Linked DNA regions of Mus musculus: region 2 is linked to region 1. Evidence: chromatin contacts called from ENCODE Hi-C or POLR2A ChIA-PET data. All regions are on one chromosome and are shown on one strand. Each heading gives the region's core, a stretch centred on a gene start or an enhancer-like site at or near the end of the contact. The rest is flanking DNA. Distances are from core to core; before and after follow the strand shown.

Region 1 (2,700 bases), core at 199-2,698:
GAGTATTTTTTAAAGCCCTTGCCAGCCAATATGACAATGTACCATAAATATTCCCATCCAGAGCTCTGCCCATTGGCCCATATTGTTCCCTAACAAAAGGGCCAGCGCACTGAATAACCATCTGATACCCGTCCCACTCCAGTCCCCTGCCCTTTTCACGGTTGGTTTGTTCCATCACAACCAAGTGCCATAGACTCAATCCAATTATGTCTCTTGATTTCATTGGTGCTCTAAGTATCCCTTCTCCTCTTACTCGACCCCAGCCCTAATGAATTAACAAATCAGGTCACTTGTCCTACAAAACACCAGTGAACCAGGATTCCTGGAAAGAAACTGTCTGCAAAGGCCAATTGACGGATTAAAGCCTCAATGACTGGAGATGCTGAACCTTGCAGGTGCAGAGCCTAGTTACAATTTATCTTGGGCTATCTTTAGTTCATTAAATAGATTCCCTGCCCCACTCAGTGTCAGACCTAACAGCAGGAAAAGACGATTAAAATCTTGGTAACACAGTAACAAAACTCTAATCTCCACCAAAGGGCTAAGCTTGCTATCAAATAGCATCTGCGGACTACAGCTGAGATTCCCGTTTGCTATAATCACCTACTTAATGTTTTCACTAATATATTTTATGTCTTGAGTTGTGGCTTTCTTTGTTCTGCTACTATGCAAACGTCCTGAAACTGTTTTCACGTTGGAACACAGGTGTCCTAAAACTGTTTCTGGGCCAGTCACTCATAAATGACTCCAGAATAAACTTATTTCCTATGAGGTGAGAGCTGTGCTTTTTGTGTGGACATGCTCTGCCCCACGCCCACGGCGGGCAAAAGGCAGCATGTGCTGGGGAAATGATTTTTAAAAGAGCGAAATTAAATAATAGAATTTTGGTCCCTTTTTTGTTTGTTTGTTTGGTTGGTTTGGTTTGGTTTGTTTTACGAGACAAAATTTCTCTGTGTAGCTCTGGCTGACCTGGAACTCACTCTGTAGACCAGGCTGGCCTAGAACTCAAGAGATCCGCCGAGAGCACACACAAGCCGTAGTCCACGGACGAAGCGTTCTGTCTCGAGATTTGCGGGAGCCGGGGGGAGGAAGGAAGAAGCTGCACATACCTAGACAGGACAGAAAACGTCCTCCGACAACTCTCAGCTCTGCGACCTCCCCCATAGCAGTGACCAAACATCAGCACCCATATTTTCGAAGCTCTCCTGCACACACTGCTGTTAGTTTTTTTTTTTCTTATGTTGCGTTCTGAGAAAATTGGAGGTGGCCGAAAGTACAAAATCAAGTAACGCTCATCGGGCCGTCCACAGCCAGCCTGTTGACACAACGCGCTTGCGGCATAGTAGAGATGGGGTCCGTCCCTTCCCGGGACACCCACGTTCCGCCCGCAGAAGGTAGCAGGAGCCTAAAGCGAGCACCAGTCACTTGGCACGAGTTCCCGGGTCCCCGCCTAGCGCTCGCCGCCTTCTGCCCGCCCTGACGCTCTTCCTCTTCATTGGCTGTCCCCTGGCGCGACCACGCCCACAGAAGCTCCATTTTCCTCCACTCCTCCCACCTCACCTTTCACCTCCTCACCTTCCGGGGCTCCCAGAAGCCTCAGTCTCCGCCCACCGGAGAAGGAGGAAACAGAATTCCGTCATGACTCGTAATTATTGGTGGAAATGGTCTGTCCATCAGAACAACAGCGGTCACGGATTAGCTAAAAAGCAGCAGTAGGTGGGAAAACCGGTGTAAGGGGCGTCCGCGCATGCTCAGTGTGGGCGCAGTGACGCGACCTCGGGGGCAGTCATGGCGGCTCGGTGTGTGAGGCTGGCGCGCCGCAGCCTCCCGGCTTTGGCACTGTCGTTCAGGTAAGAGAGCTTCACTCCTCTGCGTCGGCCTCACTCACGGCCGAGAGCTCTGGTGGGGGGTTTAGCGGCAGGACTGGTCCCCGCAGGCGGTGCCCGTGCACCCTGAAGTCACATCCTCACCATCGAGTCCCTGTGCCTGTTCTCAACGCGCGGCTGTCCTGGTGTTTACTGTGCGGCACTGCGCGAACTGGGCTCAAGAGACGAGAAGTGGGGACGCTGGGGCGTAAATGCGGGGATCTGGGTGATGCGTCAGGTGGAAGGCTCCGCCATTTGTTTGTCTGGTGACACACGGCACTCTCTCGGGCATAGGGGCACCACCCCTCCTGGAATTGCAAAAGTCAAGCTTAGAAGCGGGAGACTTGCCCAAGGTCAGGCAGCCAGGCAGAAGCCCGCCCGACCAGGGGCTGGGGTTGCTAATCCCTAATCCAGTCCAGGATGTGTACTGCCTGGTTTGTGGGCTTTTTCCACTCACATTCCTTCCCCCACTTTTGCCCTCCGCGGAATGTGAGGTCCAAGGAGCAAGAAAGCCAGTGTGTGTGCAGTTTATTTAGACAATGCCCATTTTTGCCATCTTTACTTTTACCCGTGGCTTCAGGTTTTTGAGTCGCATCTCCAAAGTTAGGCTCAGTATCTTTAGCTTGTTCCCTGCTAGGACCAAGTTTTTGGTTGATTAAAAAAAGAGAGACTTTGCCTGAGTCTTATGGAAACGGAGTGAACGGGAGCTGGCCTTTTCAGCGGGTGAGAGTGAGCAGGCGGATGATCTCGTACTTGTGACTAAAAGATGAAAACAGGTCTATGTTGTGCAAAGCAGGGAGGAGTCTGAAGTATTCCGGGGGAAGCACTTCCTATT
Region 2 (2,700 bases), core at 105-2,604, 230 kb after region 1:
TTAAAACAATTATAAAAAACATCTGATATTGATCACTGGCCTCCACGCGTTAAATATACATGCACCCAAACACACACATTAATATATAATTATAATTCAATGTTTGTCTAAGAGAAGATAGTGGGGAAATATGATAAAGGGACATTATAGAGATATATAAATGAACTTGTGAAAGAACACGTTTTAAAAGTACATCAGTTGGCAAGAATAGCAACTAAATCTACAATAATAAGTATCAACTGCAAGAAGCCTCCATGGGTATTTCAAATGCACAGTTCCAGAATGGTTTTTGTCATAAAGATCCTGAGACCTAGTTAAGAATGGTTCAGCCCAAAACATCTGCGGGCGAATATTTGACCTTCAGAATGCAGAGTGACAGATATTTTTCCCCTTCTTTTAAATCTGAAGTCTCTAAAACCGACAAAGTGTCATGCAACGGGTCCTATACTGGTGGCAGAAATCTTGCGTGGGGTTTTCACTGCATAGGCTTTTCCATGGCATCACCTGTTATCCAAACTGCACGTCCCCGGCTCCTCGGCAAGCCTCTCCTACCGTTTCCTTAGCAAGCCAAGAACCAGAAACGCAAAATGCATTGTCAGTTACTTGGGCAACAAGGCAAAGCAGGTGATGAGACCCAAGAACCCCGTTTAGTAAATGACTCCGGAGTCGCATGTCCCCCTCCCGTTTATCCCCCATCTCACTTTTCTTGGTTAAACCTTTAAGGTTTGTCTACAGAAGGGCAAACACTGAAGGGAGGGGCTGCCAGGTTCGGGGTCTGCTCCCCACTGCTCGCCCTGTCCTGGCCTCTACGCAAAGCGCTCAGCCCTGGCCCGGCGTCCACCGGGAGCTCCCGGGACGCCGGCCGGAAGCCGGGCCGCGAGGGTCCGGGCGGTGGCGCGCGCAGGCCGGCGACTCCGGGGCCTGTCACTTCTGCCCTCGGCCGTCACCTTCTTCGACCCCGCGCCATAGGCCCGCGTGCCCGCCACTCACCGCGCCGCGCCCGCCCCCGACCGCCGAAGGACAAAGCTGAGGGCGCGGGGCGAGGCGAGGCCGCTGTCCTCAGGCCGGGCCGCCTCAGCCCGCCGCGGCCCATTGTGCGCACTCATCGCACGCCGCCCGCGGGGTCCTCGAGCCGGACATCCCTCTGGCCCGCCACCCGCCACGGCCCCGCTCCCGGCCGCCGCCTACCTGCCAAGGCTACCGGGTGGGCGCCTCTCCTTGCGCTCCGAGGGCTGCAGGCGGCTGCCGAGCGCCGGGCGGCCCTGGCCTGCGCCTTACGTAAAGCGGCGGCGGCCCCAGCGCCAGGCGGCGGAGGGCGGGAGGCGGCGCGCGGCAGCCGCTCCGCTGCGTTACCTGGCAACAGCCTCAGCGCCCGGCCAGCCAACGCCGCGTTCCATATCCTTCCGCCCAGGCGCCGGGATTACATCAGCGCGCCGGGGCTCCGCCCTCGTGCTGTGTGGGTGGGGGAGCAGCAGGCGCGCAGGACTGGATTCTGGGGTCCTGAAGATCCTGACACCACGAGGCCGACCTGAGGATCCGAGGCTTTGAAGCTTTACCAGGCCCTGAGAGAGGGCTCCTGGGTCGGTGACCTCCCGCTGGGTCACTGAGACCCGGCTTTGCAGAGCCCTTCCAACACAAACCCCCGCGTTACACCTGTCCGCGCCCCCTCTTCGCCATGTCCTGGAATGGCTGGAGTGGGCGGCTTAACATAAAGACTTCAATTAAAAACAAAAAGTGACATGGCTTTTTTATGTTATTATTAAGTAGGCAAAAAATAAAAGACCTTCTGGAAGATTCGGAAGTGGGAGCCAAAAATGTGCACTAACCTTTTAATCAAAAGCCTCTTCCCACCTACTCACCTTCCCTAAATGTGACTCCTAGGCTCTTCCAGAAAAGCAGATGTAGATGTCAGAAGTACCAGGAAGAAAAGCCAGAGATGTGCCTTCTATACAAAGGCAAGAACAGGTCCCGTAGGGGAGTGACCTGCATGTAGTTCATCAAACTCATTGAGCACCGCCAGGCACCAGGCCCTGTTCTTGGGTTCAGAGTCTGAGACCCGGAGTTCCCAAGCTCAGCTCAGGCTTCTGGGAGGAGCAGAGAACTGGAAGTACTTTTCTGCTGAGGTAGGCTGGACTCTTGTATGCAAGCCAAGGTCAGGAACCTAAAAGAACTGTCCTTTCATAGAATCCATACTGTTCCAACAAACATCTTTTCACTCTCCCGGAGAAACCCAAAGTAAAGCCTTCCTGGAGAGACCCGGAACAGGCTGGGGAGTGGGTGACGCCTCGGGATGGAGGCAGAATTTGAGCACAGGCCTTTGGCTCTATTGTCGGGGATCTTTTCCTTCACCCAAGTCTTACCCTTCCTTAGTTTGCTCCCCCTTTTGTTGCCTCGGGGTTCATTTGAGGTGAGTCACAAGCCACAGTTTTATTTACTACACATCTTTTGGTTACCTGTTCCAGGGCGGGCAGCCAGGCAAACTCATATAACATGCGAGAGAGTGGAAAATCCAGGGTCATCTGAGAGTGAAGGTGGGCATAAATGGTGTCAGGATCTTCAGGACCTCAGAAGCCAGGCTTGCACAGACCAGGGAAACATTTCCCTAAATATGGAGAATTTGCACACATTTTTTGGTACATACATCCATAATAACATTAGTGTCTCCTAGTCTGTACCTTCTGTAAAGGCATATCGATAGTA

What was found. A loop is a pair of places that touch in the nucleus more often than their neighbours do. ChIA-PET counts read pairs that join two places held with the same protein, here RNA polymerase II (POLR2A).
Region 2: a loop to region 1 is called in a map of heart, with 2.9 times the contacts of the local background. The contact joins the promoter of D5Ertd579e here to the promoter of 2210406O10Rik in region 1. A Hi-C loop is called at or near these places in 1 of 37 maps with a recorded cell type or tissue (heart). POLR2A ChIA-PET finds 5 or more read pairs at or near these places in 2 of 5 experiments (Patski and embryonic stem cell).

The regions. Positions count from the first base shown.
Region 1 is chr5:36,463,406-36,466,105 of GRCm38, forward strand. 2210406O10Rik (RIKEN cDNA 2210406O10 gene) reads right to left here and starts at 1,449. Exons shown (of 3, transcript NR_126488.1): 1 at 1,110-1,449. It overlaps Grpel1 (GrpE-like 1, mitochondrial), which reads left to right and starts at 1,780. Exons shown (of 4, transcript NM_024478.2): 1 at 1,780-1,850. The coding sequence starts at 1,789.
Region 2 is chr5:36,694,667-36,697,366 of GRCm38, forward strand. It overlaps D5Ertd579e (DNA segment, Chr 5, ERATO Doi 579, expressed), which reads right to left and starts at 1,355. Exons shown (of 9, transcript NM_001081232.3): 1 at 1,189-1,355.